Linked DNA regions of Homo sapiens: region 1 is linked to region 2. A link is a contact called in ENCODE Hi-C or POLR2A ChIA-PET data. All regions are on one chromosome and are shown on one strand. Each heading gives the region's core, a stretch centred on a gene start or an enhancer-like site at or near the end of the contact. The rest is flanking DNA. Distances are from core to core; before and after follow the strand shown.

What was found. Hi-C counts contacts between places; a loop is a spot of excess contacts on that map. ChIA-PET counts read pairs that join two places held with the same protein, here RNA polymerase II (POLR2A). Pooled maps may share reads with other maps.
Region 1: a loop to region 2 is called in a map of Calu3, with 2.3 times the contacts of the local background. The contact joins two enhancer-like sites. A Hi-C loop is called at or near these places in 1 of 168 maps with a recorded cell type or tissue (Calu3) and 2 of 50 pooled maps. POLR2A ChIA-PET finds 5 or more read pairs at or near these places in 2 of 52 experiments (PC-9 and endothelial cell of umbilical vein).

Annotation. Positions count from the first base shown.
Region 1 is chr7:46,649,385-46,653,975 of GRCh38, forward strand. No RefSeq gene overlaps it. Among named protein-coding and RNA genes, the nearest start is that of IGFBP3, 730 kb to the left of the region's middle. RefSeq lists an enhancer at 1,608-2,807. Within about 2 kb of position 1,852, at least 4 of the 41 ENCODE cell types and tissues checked have a DNase peak (open chromatin) inside an H3K27ac peak, as active enhancers do; they include PC-9, where a contact is called at or near this core.
Region 2 is chr7:46,589,867-46,594,659 of GRCh38, forward strand. No RefSeq gene overlaps it. Among named protein-coding and RNA genes, the nearest start is that of IGFBP3, 670 kb to the left of the region's middle. Within about 2 kb of position 1,510, at least 3 of the 41 ENCODE cell types and tissues checked have a DNase peak (open chromatin) inside an H3K27ac peak, as active enhancers do; they include PC-9, where a contact is called at or near this core.

The sequences.
Region 1 (4,591 bases), core at 602-3,101, 60 kb after region 2:
AGAGGCAAGCAAAAAGGGAAACTCCTTGTATAACCATTAGATCTCATGAGAGTTATTCACTACCACGAGAGCAGTATGGGGGAACCACCCCCATGGTTCAGTTATCTCCCACAAGATCCTTCCCACAACACGTGAGAATTATGGGAACTATAATTCAAGATGATATTTGGGTGGGGACATAGCCAAACCATATCAACAAATAAGAGATGATTCTGGAAGTTAAGGACTGGAGTCCAGAATGGTTTGCCAGCACCACCTTAGACAACACAGCGTACCTGCAAGCCTTGGGTTTCTCATCTCCCAAATGAGGATGCTAAAAAGTAAGCCAAAAAAAAATCCCTACCTTCAAAGATTCTGGGAGTCTCACATGAAATGACAAATATGAAAATGCTTTTGCAATTCAAAAATGTTATACAAACATTGCCACTTTTTTCAATATCCTGAACATCCTGAATTGTTAAATAGATCCTTCTAGACACCAACTCTTAGGAATTCTATTTGAATCAGGACAGCCTTGCATGGGCCACCAGACTGCTTGTAAATGCAGAAGATATAATTGAAACTTCATAAAGACAACAGGAAATTTATTTGAAAGTGTTGAATTCACATTGCAGAATGATTTATGCACAGTTACGATTTATGCAGTTAGCTTCTCATGGCTGTATTTTTCCAAAGCTCTGATTAAAACACGATGCAATTCTGAGGTTAACCCCAATCCCTCCTCACTGTGGGTGGGTGAAATCCTTAGCTAAGTTCAATAGTAGAGACAAAACACTTTTCTTTTAAGATTTGGTTATGCTCTGTCTATATTTTTTTCTAAGTATTGCATCTGTTTTACCAGAAATTAGTACTTCCTTTTACAATGACTTTTGTGTGAATTACAGTGAATTCTTGAATTCAGTCTACAATTGCTCAATGTTCGGACATCACTGTTTTCACTGAAAATACTTCTCTAGCTCTAGCTATCACTGTTCCTAAGTTGTTATTGCACAGAGTTAAATAACACTGAGGAAGACATCTTCTTCTTATATGTGCACCCTGCAAATATCCCACAGACAGTGCTGAAGGTATTCCAAAAATTGGTTTCTTCATCAGAACAAATGCGGCAGCAGGAGAAGATGCATAGATAGCCTGGTTTTTACCAGAGCAGAATAATCCCCTAATTCAATGCCATCTGAAAGCAATATTTCTGTTTATTAATAGACATATAATTTATGCTTTCTGTTTTTTATTAAATATTTTTTCCTGGCTCAATAAAACTACTTTTTAAAAATAAATAATCAGAGAACAGAGAATTATTGAAAATTGAAAATATGATGGCTAAATAAAAAACTGAGCAGAATAATGAAACATACCAGAAGATAGAAGGAAAAGAAAGAGAGGAAGGAAGGAAGGAAGAAAATCAGAAAGGAGATAACACATCCAATCAACTGAAGGGGGGAAATAAAGAGAGAATATGATAAGTAAAATTTCCTTCGAGAGAAAGTGAGGTTGAAAATATTTTCTTTTATTTTTAATTAATTAATTATTTCTGTATCAAATAGTACAATTATTTGTATTTTCATGGTACTTTAATGATTTTTTTGAGACAAAGAAGGTTTTGGTAAACTTTTAAATATGTGTCATCATTCAAATTCAATGAAATAGAGGCCCAGGTTTCCAAACCAGTTAAAAATTTGAGCAAAAATATAAAATATGAATTTGGGAAAAAAATCCCCCTAAGAATAAAGATAGGGCTAGCTAAACACAGCATGTTGCCCTGTGGAAGTCTCTTTCACTGTTAGATGCTGTTGGGTAAATGCACCTGACAGCAATAACTTAAGCATACCCTTAGAATGACCCTGTGTGGTAGACACACCTGAGTGTTGTTCCAAGCTCGGGAATCCAGGAGTGGCCAATCTGGTGATTCATTCCTTGTCTATGAGGAACCTCTGAGCCCCTGGCATGTCCTGTGGAACACGGGCTGTATAGAAGATTGAGGATCTGAGTTTTGGTTGGGGGGGGGGGGTCAGTAAATGAAGGTTGTCAGGTGGAGGTCATTACAGGGAGGGTGTTAAGTGAAAATACTCCATAAACTGCATGCTGTTTTCAAGTGGTTGTGGTTGTCCTGCCCAGCCCACCACCACTGTGCTGTGCGTTTACGTTGTCCAGCCTGCTGTCACTGGATTGCTTCTGTCCATAAGGCGGTTCTCCTGCCCAGCCTGCCGCCACTGGACTCTCCCCCCTGTATGAAAGCCCCTAATAAAACCCCGTGTCTCATTTGCTGATTCTGAGTCTTTTCTTTGGCCTCTTGAACCTGGCGCCTTCCCTGCTGAGGTTGATAAGGGTTTGGCACAGCAATGCTCCAGGGACTGATTCATGAGGAAGGAAAGTGAGCTGTACCAGAGAGAACAAAATCCCAGGTGACCCCTCTCTGCCGTCTAGCGTCAAAGATTCCAGGTGATGTTTCCTGGTCCCACCTGCCTGTCTCACTTGCTCTACTCAAGCCTCATTTTCCACATATGCAAAATGGGAACAATAGTTTTGACCTGATTCTCTCAGGTGTGGGCATGATTCATGCAGAAAGTTGATTCATTTGCTGCGTGTTACAAACCGAGTAGGGATTTTCCAGCAAGGAAACAGTGACAGGGCATTTCTTCTTATGAGAACCAGGTATGTGAAGGCAGAGCTATATACCAGTGTTTCACAGATGATCCTACTTTAGCTTTTCAGCAACCTCGTAGCAGAGGTAGAATGTAGCATATCAGTAATGAACAGGCACTCCAGAGGTAGACTTGCCTGGATTGGACACATGGAGAATGGTGATGCCTACCCCAGGCTGAACTGAAAATCTGTTCTTAGAGATGGGGGATAGGCACCTAAGAAAGAAAGTGAGCAGACACTGAGGGAACTAGACCTTTACCCAGGCTCAAAGGAAAAAGAAACATTATTTCAGAAGAGACAAGCATTGTTGGCCAGGAAGAAACAAAATGAAACACTCCAGGCCACTCCACATATTCCTTAAGTGAAACCTGCTTGTCTGCTCACTCCATAAATTATTGGGCTGTCTGCTGTGAGCCCTGGCGTTTACATGTTCATGTATTACATGAACATACTTACCAACCTAACCCGTGGAAATATTACCAGCGGTGATGCAAATGGACCATCTGCCCTCACCAGACACATGAGAAAACCAACCACAAGAAAGGGGGCTGGGGGAACTCCTGGGACACTGAACTCAGAAAAAAACTAATATACTTTGGGGAGCAGGAGAAAACGCATTAAGCAGATTTAAGAAGATGTTGCAAGTATGAAACAAGAATGGCAGCTTTGAATGGCAGAACAAAGAGAAAAAAAGGTCTTAGACATTGTAAGAAATACAGTAAAAAAACAAGTGTGCATGCTCGATAGTCAGATGTTTACTTTGAACACTAAGTTGATTATTAACAAAACTCAGAACTCAAAGAAAAAGTTGGAAAACATGAGACAAAATAATAAAAAAGCATTGACCATATGTCTAAGAGTTAAACATACATCTAAAAGATCAGGTCAGGGATAATGAAGAAGAGGTAAAATATTGAAAAAAGTAAAAAACATATCTGGAAGCTAAAAAATAACATAAATGCTTTGAACAAGAGTCCTTTAATACTGTGTTGGGTGGTTGGATGAATTAGGAAAAGACCTTATTGGGCCCACCTAGAGCCAGTTGATGATTCCAAGTTAGCAAGAAGTTCTGAAAATCTTTCAGTATTAAAAGAATCATAATGAATACCAAGAAGTGGATGTTAGTGTAACATGAGAACTCCCTGAGAAAAATCCCATACAAATATCAGTGTGGCTTCACTTGTGGATTTTTGAGGGAGAATTGCCTGAAGAATTGAATTTTAGTGAGCATCTACATGATTCTCTTTCTGATCTCTTTCTGGAAATACTTACAATGTAGAAGCATAAGTTAGAAAATCAAAATGTTAAAGACAATAGAAAAAAGTTATATTGGCAGGGCACTGTGGCTCACGCCTGTAATCCCAGCACTTTGGGAGGCCGAGGCGGGCGGATCACGAGGTCGGGAGATTGGGACCATCCTGGCTAACATGGTGAAACCCCATCTCTACTAAATAATACAAAAAATTAGCCAGGCGTGGTGGCAGGCGCCTGTAGTCCCAGCTACTCGGGAGGCTGAGGCAGGAGAATGGCATGAACCCAGGAGGCAGAGTTTGCAGTGAGCTGAGAGTGCGCCACCACACTCCAGCCTGGGTGACAGAGCAAGACTCCATCTCAAGAAAAAAAAAAGTTATATTTGCATGAGTGAGCACACAGACAAACAATTGCTAATTTATTCATTTCCATTGAAACACTTTCTGAAGCTCTTAGGTACCCAAACAGATCGCCAGGACCTAAAGATGATGTAGAAATGGGGGAAATCCAATGCTTGCCCTTGCAAAAAAATCATTATTCAGTAAAAACAGGTTAAATACACAAATATCTATAATAATAAGCAGAATGAGTTGTCAGACAAGGGAAAAATGTATTTGTCAGTGTTCTTCAGAAAAAGAGAACCTGTAGGATATATGCGGAGATTTATTATGAGGAAGTGGCTCTTGAAACTACAGAG
Region 2 (4,793 bases), core at 260-2,759:
ATATGCTGAATCAATATATAAATGTTAGGGATTAAGCATTCCACAACAAGCAAAGTAACATTTAGCATCAAGAGAAAGAGAGATAGGAGAGAGTGTTAACGAACTAGCCCAGGGGGAAGGAAGAAGACAAAAGGAGTCCTGGTCTGGGCCTGATGGTCCAGCCCCTGGGTCTTGCGAGGAAGAGTCTTTGAGGTGGCACAGCCTTCAGTGACAGATGCCAAGTTCTTATCACAGGTGACAGAGGGACATTTATCAGTTGGGGGGAATGTTTAGAGCTGCTGACAGCTTGTTCTTTTATAGCCAAAGACTCCTCCGGTGAGAACTGATAGTGGAAGAGTACGCTTGTTTGTGTTTTTATCTGGTTGGAGGTAGTAATTTTTTTGTTGTTGTTTATTAAACAAACCATCTTATGCTTGTTGGTAAAGTCAACTGGGAAATATAAAATGGAGTCCTTTTCTAAGATGCAATTACTTTTGTCTAGTGTGCTCTATACACTATTCCAGCCCACTGAGATTTGGGACTTGTTTGTATTTGCAGCAATACTTTACACATTCTGATGAATACAATGATTCACTATTGTATTTTGAAAATAAGGAAGATGTAGTTGAAAATTTGAAAGAAAACAGATTGACTCAAATGTTATTAGAGTTCGGAAAATAAAATAAATTAGTAGAATAAAGAAAAGAAATAAGAAAATGGAATTCTAACATATTGGGGGTATAAATAGGTTGAATTTATCAGAAAAAAAATTGCCTAATATAATATTAAATAAATGGTAATGATGACATGAAAAAGTGTAAACATTAAGGTATAGACAGTTCCAAAAGAACTTAAAAAGAAAAAATGTTCTAAAAAAAGTTCTAAGGATTCAAGATGGCCAAATAGGCACAGGTCTGCAGCTCCCAGCAAGATCCTCGCAGAAGGCAGGTGATTTCTGCATTTCCAACTGAGGTACCTGGTTCATCTCACTCGGACTGGTTGGACAGTGGGTGCAGCCCATGGAGGGCCAGCCAAAGCAGGGCAGGGCATTGCCTCACCCAGGAAATGCAAGGGGTTGGGGAATTTTCTCCCCTACCCAAGGGAAGCCGTGAGGGTCTGAGCCTGAAGAACTCTGGCACAGGTACTGCGCTTGTCCCAGCATATTCGCAACCCACAAACCAGGAGATTCCCTCTGGTGCCTACCCCACCAGGGCCCTGGGTTTCAAGCACAAAACTGGGTGGCTAATTGGGCAGATATCCAACTAGCAGCTGCAGGAGCTCTTTTTTTTTTTTTTCCATACCCCAGTGGTGCCTGGAATGCCAGTGAGACAGAACTGTTCACTTCCCTGGAAAGGGGTGCTGAAGCCAGGGAGCCAAGTGGTCTGGCTTGGTGGCTCCCACTCCCACGGAGCCCAGGAAACTAAGATCCACTGGCTTGAAATTCTCGCTGCCAGCACAGCAACAATCTGAGATCCACCTGGGATATTCGAGCTTGGTGGGGGTAGGGGCATCTGCCATTGCTGAGGCTTGAGTAGGAGGTTTTATGGTCACAGTGTAAACAAAGCCTCTGGGAAGTTTGAACTGGGTGGAGCCCACTGCTGCTCAGCAAGGCTGCTGTGGCCAGACTGCCAGCTTTCTCCTCTCTGGACAGGGCATCCCTGTAAAAAAGGCAGCAGCCCCAGTCAGGGGCTTATAGCAGACTTAAATGTCCCTGCCTGATGGCTCTGAAGAGAGCAGCAGACCTCCCAGCACAGCGTTCAAGCTCTGCTAAGGGTCAGACTGCCTCCTCAAGTGGGTCCCTGATCCCTGTGTAGACTGACTGGGAGACAACTCCCAGTAGAGGCCGACAGACACTTCATATAGGAGAGCTCTGGCTGGCATCCGGCAAGTGCCTCTCTGGGTTGAAGCTTCCAGAGGAAAGAACAGGCAGCAATCTTTGCTGCTCTGCAGCCTCCACTGGAGATACCCTGGCAAACAGGGTCGGGAGTGGACCTCCAGCAAACTCCAGCAGACTGGCAGCAGAGGGGCCTGACTGTTAGAAGGAAAAGAAACAAACAGAAAGCATTAGCACGTCCACTCAAAAACCCCATACAAAGGTCACCAACATCAAAGACCAAAGGTTGATAAATCCACAAAGATGGGGAAAAAGCAGTGCAAAAAGGCTGAAAATTCCAAAAACAAGAACGCTTCTCCTCCTCCAAAGGATTACAACTCCTCACCAGAAAAGGAACAAAACTGGAGAGAGAATGAGTTTGGCGAACTGACAGAAGTAGGCTTCAGAAGGTGGGAAATAACAAACACCTCCGAGGTAAAGGAGCATACTCTAACCCAATGCAAGGAAGCTAAAAACCTTGGAAAAAAGGTTAGTCGAATTGGTGACTAGAATAACCAAGGTAGAAAAGAACGTAAGTGACTTGATGGAGCTGAAAAACACAGTACAAGAATTTCGTGAAGAATACACAAGTATCAATAGCCGAATTAATCAAGTGGAAGAAAGGATATCAGTGATTGAAGATCAACTTAATGAAGTAAAGAAGAAGACAAGATTAGAGAAAAAAGAATAAAAAGAAGCGAACAAAGCCTTCAATAAATATGGGACTATATGAAAAGACCAAATCTACATTTGATTGGTGTACCTGAAAATGACAGGAGAATGGAACCAAGTTGGAAAACACTCTTCAGTATATTATCCAGGAGAACTTCACTAACCTAGCAAGACAGGTCAACACTCAAATTCAGGAAATACAGAGAACACCACAAAGATAATCCTTGAGAAGAGCAACCTCAAGACACATAATCGTCAGATTCACCAAGGTTGAAATGAAGGAAAAAACGTTAAGGGTAGCCAGAGAGAAAGGTCTAGTTACCCACGAAGGGAAGCCCATCAGACTAACGCGGATCTCTCTGCAGAAACCCTACAAGCCAGAAGAGAGTGGGGGCCCATATTCAACATTCTCAAAGAAAATAATTTTCAACCCAGAATTTCATATCCAGACAAATTAAGCATCATAAGTGAAGGAGAAATAAAATCCTTTACAGACAAGAAGCACTAAACATGGAAAGGAAGAGCCAGTACCAGCCACTGCAAAAACATACCAAATTGTAAAGAACATCGACGCTGTGAAGAGACTGCATTAACTAACAGGCAAAACAACCAGCTAGCATCACAATGACAGGATCAAATTCACACATAACACTATTAACCTTAAATGTAAACAGGCTAAATTCCCCAATTAAAAGACACAGACTGGCAAATTGGATAAAGAGTCAAGAACCATCAGTGTGCTGTATTCAGGATGCCAATCTCTCATGCAAAGATACACATAGGCTCAAAATAAAGGGATGGAGGAATATTTACCAAGCAAATGGGAAGAAAAAAAAAAGCAGGAGTTGCAATCCTACTCTCTGATAAAACAGACTTTAAACCAACAAAGAGCAAAAGAGACAAAGAAGGGCATTACATAACGGTAAAGGGATCAATGCAGCAAGAAGAGCTAACTATCCTAAATACATATGCACCCAATACAGGAGGACACACATTCATAAAGCAAGTTCTTAGAGACCTACAAAGAGACTTAGACTCCCAAACAATAATAGTGGGAGACATTAACACCCCACTGTCAATATTAGACAGATCAATGAGACAGAAAATTAACAAGGATATTCAGGACTTGAACTCAGCTCTGGACCAAGCAGACCTAATAGACATCTACAGAACTCTCAACCACAAATCAACAAAATATACATTCTTCTTAGCATCTCATTGCACTTATTCTAAAATTGACTACATAATTGAAATAAAACACTCCTCAGCAAATGCAAAAGAGTGGAAATCATAACAAACAGTCTCTCAGACCACAGTGCAATCAAATTAGAACTCAGGATTAAGAAACTCACTCAAAACCGCACAACTACATGAAAACTGAACAACTTGCTCCTGAATGACTACTGGGTAAACAACAAAATGAAAGCAGAAATAAAGATGTTCTTTGAAACCAATGAGAATGAAGACAAAACGTACCAGAATCTCTGGGACACATTTAAAACAGTGTTTAGAGGGAAATTTATAGCACTAAATGCCCACAAGAGAAAGCAGGAAATATCTAAAATTGACATCATAACATCGAAATTAAAAGAACTAGAGGAGCAAGAGCAAACAAATTCAAAAGCTAGCAGAAGACATGAAATAACTAAGATCAGAGCAGAACTGAAGGAGATAGAGACACGAAAAACCCTTCAAAAAAATCAATGAATTCAGGAGCTGTTTTTTTTTTCAAATTAACAAAATAGACCTCTAGCCAGACTAAAAAAGAAGAAAGAGAGAGGAATCAAATAGATGCAATAAAAAATGATATAGGGGATATCACCACTGATCCCACAGAAATACAAACTACCATCAGAGAATATTATAAACACCTCTATGCAAAAAAAAAACTAGAAAATCTAGAAGAAATAGAGAAATTCCTGGACACATACACCCTCCCAAGTCTAAGCCAGGAAGACGTTAAAAACCTGAATAAACCAATAACAAGTTCTGAAATTGAGGCAGTAATAAATAGCCTACCAACCAAAAAGAAGTCCAGGAGCAGACGGATTCACAGCCAAATTCTACCAGAGGTACAAAGAAGTGCTGGTACCATTCCTTCTGACACTATTCCAAACAATGGAAAAAGAGGGACTTCTCCCTAACTCATTTTATGAGGCCAGCATCATCCTGATACCAAAACCCGGCAGAGACACAACAAAAAAAGAAAATTGCAGGTCAATACCCCTGATGAACATAGATGCGAAAATCCTCAATAAAATACCGGCAA